Linked DNA regions of Homo sapiens: region 1 is linked to region 2. Evidence: read pairs that join two places in POLR2A ChIA-PET (ENCODE). Cell type or tissue: Panc1. All regions are shown on one strand. Each heading gives the region's core, and the rest is flanking DNA. Links, peaks and the distances in the headings are about the cores only.

Region 1 (5,382 bases), core at 309-5,308, 54 kb before region 2:
TATGTGGTGAGGCTGGGGTCTGAACCCAGACAATCTAACTGCAGAGGCCACTCTCAACCACTATAGATGCTATTTTTCTTTAAAATAAAGATAGTACTTCAAGGGCTGGCTCCTGTTCATCTTGCCCAGTAGGCACAATGGAGACCTGAAGCACAGCCACCATGGATCGTTGGGCAGGCTGTGCTCTGCTTGCTAAGCGGTGAGTCTTGGCAAGGAACTGTATCCATCTGGAGAAAGAGGTGCTTTTTCATAAAAATGTGAATTAAAACCACAGTGAGCTGCTACTACATACCTACCAGAAACATTAAAAAGATGGACAATACCAGCCAGGTGTGGTAGCTCATGCCTGTAGTCCCAGCACTTTGGGAGGCTGAAGTGGGGTGGATCATTTGAGCTCAGAAGTTCGAGACCAGCCTGGGCAATATAGTGAAACCCCGTCTCTGCAAAAAATACAAAAATTTAGCCCAGCATGGCCACACATGCCTGTAGACCCAGCTACTTGGGAGGCTGAGGTGGGAGGATCACTTGAGCTTGGGAGGTGGAGGTTGCAGTGAGCTGAAATCGTGCCACTGCACTCCAGCCTGGGTGACAGAGCAAGACTCTGTCTCAAAAATAAAATAAAATAAAATAAAATTAGACCAAATGTTGATGAGGCTGTGGAGCAACTGGAACTCTCATTCATTGTTGGTGACAAAGTGATACATTGTTGGTGGTGCAATAAAATGGTACCACCACCTTGGAAAAAGATCTGTCATTTTTTTGTAAAATAAAACATACACCTACCCTGTGACCCAGTCGTTGTACTCCTAAGTATTTACTCAAAAGAAATGAAAACACAAATTCACAAAAAGCCTTGTAGAAGAGTGCACATAGCACCTTTCTCATAATAGCCCCAAATTGTCAACAGCCCGGGTGTCCATCAATAGGAAAATGGACAAACGAACCGCAGTATAGGCCTACAAAAGAATACTCCCCATTAATAAAAAGGAATGAATTAATGATATGCAGGAACAACATGGATGAATCTCAAAACACTACATTGAATGAAAAAAGCCTTACATGAGAGATTATATAAGGTATCATTCCATTTATATGAATTTTCAGGACAGGCAAAACCAATCTACTGTGGAAAAATATTGGTACAGTGGGTTGCCTAGTGTGCTGGAGGGGAGAGTATTGACTGGGAAGGGGCATGAGGGAACTTCCTGGAGTGAGGGGAATATTCTTTATTTTGAGAGGGTTTGGGATCACAGGTGTATGCATTTATGAAAACTCAATAAAAAGCACTTGTGCATTTCATCATATATAAATTTTACATCAAAAGGATAAAAGTTGTGAGCAAATATATGTGCATGCTGAAGTAGTTAAGGAAATTGTATTGATGTCTGCAATTTACTTTAAAATTTATAATGAAGTCGAAGCATTAATGAATGTCTAGAGGGATGGCTTTATGTGAAAGAAAAGCAAGTACAGTACAACATTCATAGAATTTAAATGGTGAGTTTAAGGATATTCACTATAAAATGCTTTCAACTTTTGCTGTGATGTTTGAAAACTTTCATAATAAAACATTGAAAAACAGGCTTCCTGTACACAAACATAATTATGAAAGAAGCCAGGCACAAAAGGACACACGATGTGTGATTTCATTTAGCTAAAGGACAAAATGAACTGATGAGATTAGAAGTCAGGATAATGGTCAGGACAGGGGAGTGAGGGGGTGTGTGTTACTGGGAAAGTTCTGCTTTTGCACCTAGGTATGGATGGCGGTGTTCAGATTGTGAAAATTCATGATTGGTGCACTTTTCTATAATGTATATTACACTTTTCTGTACATATGTGTATTGTACTTAATAAAACTGGGTTTTAAAAGACTTGTCATGTTACCAACTCCTGCTTCAATCAATATTTGGTAATAATTCACCATCTGTCTTACTCACAGAGAAATGTGGGTTCAAATTCTGGTTCTGCCACTTAGCAGCTGTGGGATCACACAAGTAACCTCCATGGGTCTCAGTTTTCTCCTCTGTTAGGAGGAATAATGACATCTCTCTCAGGGGAGGTGATGTTGAGATGGAAGGAGACCATACACACTCATTGCTTGACCCTGTGCCTGCCACATGGTATTAGGTTGGTGCAAAAGTTGACGAGTTTTTGCCATTAAAAGTAATGGCAAGAACCGCAATTACTTTTGCACCAACTTAATAACTGCTTTCAACGAGATTAAACGGTGGTGATTAATCAGTACCCTCAGGCTTCCCCTGTTTTCACCACCACCAGGGATGTCAGGACTGGGCAGCAAGAAAGGCTTTTGGATTGGCTGAGGTCCTTTGGGCCACTTGCTTAACTTCAACTTCTCTGAGCCTCAGTTTCCTCATCTACAAAGTACAGATGATAATTCCTGCTGGGCGGGGTTGCCGTTAGCACCAGAAAAACTTTAGATCCATTAGCTTGAAGATGTCCAGGGTTTTCTAAGGACCTTCTTGTGTTTTTTGTGTTTTTTTTGTTTTTTTTTTTGTTTTGTTTTTTGAGACAAGGTCTCACTCTGTTGCCCAGACTGGAGTGCAGTGGCTCGATCTCAGCTCACTGCAACCTCCATCTTCCAGGCTCAAGTAATTCTCCTGCTTCAGCCTCCCAAGTACCTGGGATTATAGGCATGTGCCACTACTGCCCGGCTAATTTTTGTATGTTTTAGTGGAGACGGGGTTTCACTGTGTTGGCCAGGCTGGTCTTGAACTCCTGACCTCAAATGATCCACCTGCCTCAGCCTCCCAAAGTGCTGGGATTACAGGCATGAGCCACCGCGCCCAGCCCCTTCTTGAAGTTCCAAACCCCACTATGGGGTCAATGGATGTAGCTTGGACATCTTGGAATAGAGGCTCTGGGGTCCTCCCCAGGATACAGTGACAGCCCTTGTGGCACCTGCCCCTGGAGGCCAACACGGTAGCCTTGCTGGCACAGCCTAGCAATTGCTCCAGTTAGTAAATCAGGGATTGCACTTCAGTGAGTAACCTGCCACCCAGGAGCAGTTATCTGCTGCTGCCACCACACAAAGGAAGCTCTGTTCAGGCACAAAGCGACTGCTTGGGATGCTGGCAAGACCAGAGCTTCCCCTGGCCCTCAGGCCAGGACTTGGGACTGGGTGTCTGGCCCTGAAGGTGGGTATCAGCTTCCCAAAGGTGACTGCCAAGCTCAGAGGCATTAGGACGTGCTCATTTCTGAGCTTTGAGACAGCTTGTCTTCCACCCACCCACTCTGCCAGGACCCAGGCTCGCTTTCCTGGGGGCAGCTGGTCATTCTAGTGTGGTATGTGTGTCAGCCATGGACCAGATGGTCTATAAGCCAAGGATCCTCAAATGGAGACCCTTGACCCCAGCCCAGGACTCCTCAGCTGGAGAATCAGCCCACTCCTGCCCAAGAGGGACAGGTGCTTAGGACCAAGTGGGCAGCCAGTAAACATACATTAGAGAGAATAGTAGCTAAGGGCTTAATTGCCGGGCAGCATGCCAAAGCATTACACCCATTGTCACATTTGGACTGTTATTATCCCATTTCTCAGATGAGGAAAGTGAGGTTTAGAAAGATGATGTAACCTGCCCCGGAATCCATGGTTTTAGCCCAGCTTGGGTGACTTTGAAGGGCCCCCAATCTTTTTTTCTTTTTTTTTTTTTTGAGACAGTGTCTTATTCCCATTGCCCAGGCTGAAGTGCAGTGGCCTGATCACAGCTCACTGCTGCCTTGAACTCCTGGGCTCTATTGATTCCACTGTCTCAGCCTCCCAAATAGTTGGGACTACAGGCACGTGCCACCATGCCCAGCTAGTTTTTTTTTATTTTTGGTAGAGATGAGGTCTCATGATGTTGCCCAGGTTGGTCTCGAACTCCTGGATCCACCCTCCTCGGCCTCCCAAAGTGCTGGGATTACAAGCGTGAGCCACTATGCCTGGCCAAGCCTCCACTCTTGCCCACCTTGTTATACTAGCAGCAAGTGATGACAACAATGATAACTGACTTTTAAGCACGGATAGTACATGTGCTAAGCACTGTACATTCATTATTGGATTAAATCACTCGAACGACCCTACGAAGTAAATATGATTATTCCCCATTTTATGGAAGAGGAAACTGAATAAATGAATGGCTGGTGGGCTTCGCCTCTCAATAGCTAATTTTTATCACATACCTTCTCAACAGAATTGGGTATTAGGACAGACACATTCATACTGATGATAGCCTTTCATCTCCACAACCCCAATAAGACGTCAGTGTTAGTTCTTTCACTTTCTAGATGATATAACTGAGGCTTGGAACAGTTACATTTCCTGTTACACAGCTAAAAGCGCTAGAGCTGTGATTCAAACCCTAGGCAATCTGCCCCCAAAACACACATTCCTGCCATTCTAAACTACTGTGCCAAGCCTACAAGCCAGTTGCCTTTAGCCATGCTTAATTGAAGAATGATGCCATATGGAATATGCCTGGCTAGGCTGATTAAATTAATCGAATGTCAAAATATCTGGGTGGACAAGAAGACAAGTCAGTGTGAGTCGAAAGGAATGCGTAACTGCCCCAGGCCCCTGGTTTTTGGGGGGCAGTGTTGCTTAGTGGTAAGGAGCCCAGAGTGCCAGAGCCAGCCTGCGTGGGTTCAAATCTCAGCTTTACCATTGACTAGCTGTATGACCTTAGGCATGTTGCTTAACTTTTCTGTACCTAGTTTATTCATCTGTAAAATGGGTATGATGATGGCAATATGACAGTGCCCATCTCCTACGGTTAATAGGATAATTAAACCAGTTAATATATGTAAAGCACTTAGAACACAGCCTGGCATGCTGTCAGCATTATATAAGAGCCTGTGATTCCATCCACGAGTTGGGCAATGTATGCAAGCACTTAAGTTTTGTCACATGCAAAAATATCTTTGCTGAGTTGTGATTTGATGTTATACCCTAGTTTTTATAGAGGGTGGATGTGACAAATAGTTATTGAAGAATGTGTCAGTGTCACTGACGAAGCTGAGGACATTGTTCACCATGTTGCACAACGCCCTTTATCTCAACATTCCCATGCTCGCTCTGTTCCTCCCGGAGCTGAACATCAGGAAAGACCATGTCTCTCCAGACCAGCACGTGTGATGTCTGGGAGCAGCACAAGACCCCTTTGGCTGTCAGGAATTTGGAAATAAAATGAAAGGTGCTGTTCATTGGCTTAAGCTGAGGTCCTAGGACATTCTCCTTTTCCTGTTGTTTGTTTTCTTTATCAAAAACATTGTTTTAACTTTGATGTTTTTGAAATGGAAATTGTTTTATAGATTATTTCTGATTTTAAAACATATGTATCTTGATTGTAAAGAAAAATATTAATATTTTGATGTATCCCCTTA
Region 2 (5,382 bases), core at 236-5,235:
GGGACTAATGCATCTGGTGACTTTATGTTGAAGCCAGTGCTCACCCATCATTCCAAAATTTATGGGGCTCTTTAGAATTATGCTACATCTCTTCTGCCTGTGCTCTATCAATGGTACAACAAAGCCTGGATGGCAGCACATCTGTTTATAGCATGTTTGACTAAATATTTTAAGCCCATTGCTGAGACCTATTGCTCAGGAAAAAAAAAAAAAGATTCCTTTCAAAATATTACTGCTCATTGACAGTGCACCTGGTCACCGAAGAGCTCTGATGGAGAGATACCAGATTAATGTTGTTTACCTGCCTGCTAACACAACATCCATTCTATAGCTCATTGGTCAAGGAGTAATTTTGACTTTCTTTTTCTTTTTCTTTTCAGACAGAGTCTTGCTCTGTTGCCCAGGCTGGAGTGCAGTGCCGTGATCTCGGCTCACTTCAACCTCCGCCACCCAGGTTCAAGTGATTCTCCCGACTCAGCCTCCCACGTAGCTGGTATTACGGTGCCCACCACCATGCCCAGCTAATTTTTGTATTTTTAGTAAAGACAGGGTTTCAGCATCTTGGCCAGGCTGGTCTTGAACTCCTGACCTCGTGATCCACCTGTCTCAGCCTCCCAGAGTGCTGAGATTACTGGCCTGAGCCACCGTGCCCGGCCTTAATTTTGACTTTCAAGTCTTGTTATTTAAGGAATATATTTTGTAAGGCTACAGCTGTCATACATAGTGATTCCTCTCATGGACCTGGGCAAAGTAAATTGAAAACCTATTGGAAAGGAGTCATCATTTTAGATGCTATTAAGAGCATTTGTGATTCATGGGAGGAGGTCAAAATATCAACATTAACAGGTGTTTTGAAGAAATTGATTCCGATCCTTATGGATAACCTTGAGGAGTTCAAGACTTCAGTAGAGGAAGTCACTGCCGGTGTGGTCGAAACAGCAAGAGAACTAGAATTAGAAGTGGAGTCTGAAGATGTGACTGAGTTGCCGCCATCTCATAATGAAACTTGAATCGATGAGAAGTTGCTTCTTAAAAATGGGCAAAGAAAGTGGTTTCTTGAGATGGAACCTATTCCTGGTGTGAATACTGTGAACATGGTTGACATTGACAGCACAGGATTTAGAATATTCCATAAACTTGGTTGATAAAGCAGCAGCAGGGTTTAAGAAGATCGACTCCAATTTTGAAAGAAGTTCTACCGTGGATAAAATGGTAAACAGCACCGCATGCTATAGAGAAATATTTTATGATAGGAAGAGTCCATTGATGTAGCAAACTTTACTGTTGTCTTTTTTTAAGAAATTGTCACAGTCACCCCAGCCTTCAGCAACCACCACCCTGATCTGTCAGCAGCCACCAACATCAAGGCAAGACCCTCCACCAGCAAAACGATGATGACTCACTAAAAACTCAGATGATTGTTAACATTTTTTAGCCATAAAGTATTATTTAATTGAGATGGGTACATTGTTTTTTAGACATAATGCTATTACACACTTAATAGACTGCAGTATAGTGTGCACATCACTGGGAGGCCAAAAAGTTGGTGTGACTCAAGTGTATTGTGATATTCACTTCATTGCAGTGTCTCCGAGGTATGCCTGTACTTTAAATCATCTCTAGATTACTTATAATACCTTAACAATATGAATGTCGTGTAATTAGTTGCCATCGTGTATTGTTTAGGGAATAATCACAAGGAAAAAAGTCTGTACATGTTCAGTACGGATGCACCACCCATCTTTTTTCTGAATATTTTCGGCCCATAGTCTGTTGAACCCACAGATACGGCACCCAGGGATATAGAAGACTGACTTTATGTTTGTTAACAGGCAAGCACACAAACAATGAAAAAGTAGAGGCGAGTTATGCAAAATTCTATTCCCCAGGAAAAACCACTGGTAATAGTGTATGGTGGCCAGGCATGTGGCTCATGCCTGTAATCCCAGCATTTTGGGAGGCCGAGGTGGGTGGACACTTGAGGCCAGGCATTTGAGGCCTCTATTAAAAATACAAAAATTAGCCAGGTGTGGTGGCACAGACCTGTAATCCCAGCTACTCAGGAGGCTGAGGTATGAGAATCACTTGAACTGGGAGGCAGAGGTTGCTGTGAGCCGAGATGGCGCCACTGCACTCCAGCCTGGGTGACAGAGTGAGACCCCGTCTTAAAAAAAAAAAAGCTTTCCCAGTAGGCTGTTACATGTGTGTGAAGCCATCCTTATAGATAATGGTGAAATTGTTTCGAGTGCTTCCCCGATCCCTCTAGGTCAAGATCTGAACCAGCTGCTCACCCTGGGGAGGGTGGCTTCTGTAGGAATCTTCTGGCCAAAGCCCTCCGCCTCCACAGTTGTTAACAGAGTGGGGACAGCTCCAAGTCCTGTCCTTCGAGATTCCGCCTCTTTTGGGGGCTTCTCACTGATCCCTGCTGTCTTGGGGAGGGGCGCACAGAGCTCCCTTTGGTGGTCTGCTTAAAGCACAGCCTCGGAGCTCTTGCCTTCATTCCCCATAGTGCAGCTGAGCTCCTTTAAACAAGAGGTTGGCCAGGAACGGGGGCTCACACCAGTAATCCCAACCCTTTGGGAGGCTAATGTGGGAGGATCGCTTGAGCCCAGGAGTTTAAGACCAGCCTGGGCAACATAGCGAGACTCTGTCTCTACAAAAAATACAAAAAATATAGCCGGTGTGGTGGCGCGCATCTGTAGTCTTGGCTACTGGGAGGCTGAGGTGAGAGGCTCGCTCGAGCCCAGGAGATCGAGGTTGCAGTGAGCTATAATCACACCACTGTACTCCAGCCTGACTGACAGAGTTGTCTCAAAAAAATAAAAATTTTTATTATAATAAACAAGAAGTCACTAAGTCCCTGGGTGGGGGAAGGGAGATAGGAGGGAAATAAACACAGACGGCAGCACAAGACAAAGTTACCTGTGTCACCTGCCACACCCCTCAGCCTTGGTTCAGCAGCCTCAGGTTCAGCAGCCTCAGCAAGCACTCAGCTCCCTGTCTACCTCCGTGTGCAGGAGGCCACTCTCCATCCCTCAGAACATCCCCCACCAGAACACCCAAGCTCCGCCAGGCCCAGATCACAGTGAGTGAGGCCCAGAAGGATGCAGAGGCCCCTTCCTCTGCCAAAGCCCTGCCTTCCTGACTCAGGACCTGCCAGAGGATCAACTCCCTCTAGCCCCAAGGCGGGGATGGAAACAGCCTGCCATACTCCTCCTCTCGTACCCAGGCCAGATGGCCCTGCTCATCACTGAGCCCACTTACAGCCTGGGAATCCTCAACACAGGCCCCGCTGAATTCACTGGGGTCCTTGGGTTCCATTAACCCTAACTGTCCTCCTTGACTTACGGCCTCAGTAGGACAACCAGCTCAGATGGTAGTCCCATAAACCCAGATAGGAGAGGTATTATTTTTTCCCAAAATTCACCCTTTAAAGACACCAGTTGCCTAACAAAAATGGGATACCAAGGCCCCAGATATGGCCCTTCATTGCTGCTTCCACATTGTGAGAAGGAAACCTCTATGGAAATGCAGGAGAGGAGAGAGTCAGGGAGACCAAGGATATAGTTCAGGGGAATTTGTCCCCAAGTGTAAAGGTCATCCCCAATGAGCCTACGTCAGCCACTGATGGCTTCAGAACAGCCACTTATGACTTCTGTTCTGGGAGATGATCCCATTGGAGCCTCCCGGCAATCTCTGTGGAGTAACTTATGCACAACCTCCAGGGCTTCAGAGCTTGTGCTCTGTCTGGCACCTGTGGACCTGGGTATAAATCCCAGCTCAGCCACTTGCAAGCTGTGTGACCTTGGACAACTCTCACCCTCTCTGAGCCTCAGTTCCCACATTTATAACATTTTCTCAGCTGGGGCCAATTCTGTGCCAGGGGCATCTGGCAATTTTGGTTGTCATGACTGGAAGGTGGAGAATCCTACTGGCATCTGGTGGGCAGAGGTCAGGGATGCTGCTGAATTTCCTACAACACAAGGGACAGCCCCTCAAACAAGTCAACAGTGCCAAGGATTAGAAGCCATGCTCTGTATTAAGAGGATAACAGTACCCATCTCATAGGTTGATTGTAAGATTAAGTGAGAACATGTACCTAAAACATCTGGAATATATGAAGCCCTCAATAAATGAGAAATATTGCCATAGTAGAAACCCCACCAGAACATTAAAAGTGGGGCCCACAAATTCCAATTGTTTCAAATGCAATCTTGCATTAGCTTATGTACAGCCACCTGCGTAGCTAGCTGGTCTTGACTTCTAGGGACCTGGAGCCAAATTGCCAATAGCAGTTTACCAGATTTACATTATCGTGGGGTTTTCTTGAATTTTTGTTATTCCTATTTTATGGCTATGAAGCCCAACTTCCTGGTGGAATTGGTTTGTTTTTTTGTTTGTTTGTTTTGTCTTTTTGGTTGTTTTTGTTGTTGTTTTGAGACAATGTCATGCTCTGTCGCCCAGACTGGAGTACAGTGGTGCAATCATGGCTCACTGCATCCTTGACCTCCTGAGCTCAAACCATCCTCTCACCTCAGCCTCCCGAGTAGCTGCGACTACAGGCGATGCTACCACACCTGGCTAATTTTTGTATATTTTGTGGAGACAGGGTTTTGCCATGTTGCTCAGGCTGGTCTCGAACTCCTGAGCTCGAGCAGTCCTCCCACCTCAGCCTCTCAAAGTGCTGGGATTTCAGGCGTGAGCAACCGTGCCCAACCTGGAATTGTTTCTGTACAAGTACTTCTCCATCTCCCAGGATTTCTTCCTCTCCAACTTGCTTCTTCTAGTCTAAGGTGGGCTTGAAAACCTTAATGAAAGTTGTTTGTAAGCCAAGAGTAACTAGGTTACAAATGAGAGTCAGAGGGTATTTCTAGGAAAGAAGTCATAGGTATTGGCACATGAACTTTATACTTTCGTGTGTTCAGAGGTCTTTTCTGCTTGCTTCCTGGTTCACAGATGAGGCTTCCTGATACTGGGTCTGAAGACTTGAGGTATTATCACCACCTGAATAAATTCTATCTACTTTGGAATGCAGTGTATGATTTTTGTGTGTGTGTGCCTGAAAACTTCCTTAAGTTGGACTTAGAAGAATTTTTTTCAGCAAATATGTATTAGGTGACTACTCTGTTCCAGGCATAGTGAGTGCAGAGAGCCAGCCAAACCAGCATGGGATTCAGACCCGCGTATACAGCTCAGCGCGGTCAACAGTTATTCTTGTTCATTCATTCATTCACTCATTCATTCATTCATAAGAAAAGTTTAGTAAGCACCAATGTGCGCTAAGCACTGTTCAAAGCACTTCACTTAATTAAATCCTCTATCTTAAAAATTACCAAGCAAGGTAGGTCTAATTATCCCCACCTGAATTAGATGAAAAGACTG

The links. ChIA-PET counts read pairs that join two places held together with the same protein. Peaks named below come from ENCODE experiments on the same cell type or tissue, not always from the same donor. Only the 100,000 strongest peaks of a DNase experiment are listed, where the experiment ranks them.
Region 1: POLR2A ChIA-PET joins it to region 2 with 5 read pairs; 4 of 35 experiments call an interaction of 5 or more read pairs at or near these places.

The regions. Positions count from the first base shown.
Region 1 is chr1:24,276,597-24,281,978 of GRCh38, reverse strand. No RefSeq gene overlaps it. Among named protein-coding and RNA genes, the nearest start is that of GRHL3, 40 kb to the left of the region's middle. RefSeq lists an enhancer at 3,027-3,528. In Panc1, for the core only: no CTCF peak of the experiment used is centred there; no DNase peak of the experiment used is centred there; H3K27ac peaks cover 1,325 bases.
Region 2 is chr1:24,222,526-24,227,907 of GRCh38, reverse strand. No RefSeq gene overlaps it. Among named protein-coding and RNA genes, the nearest start is that of LINC02800, 25 kb to the right of the region's middle. RefSeq lists an enhancer at 905-1,124. In Panc1, for the core only: no CTCF peak of the experiment used is centred there; no DNase peak of the experiment used is centred there.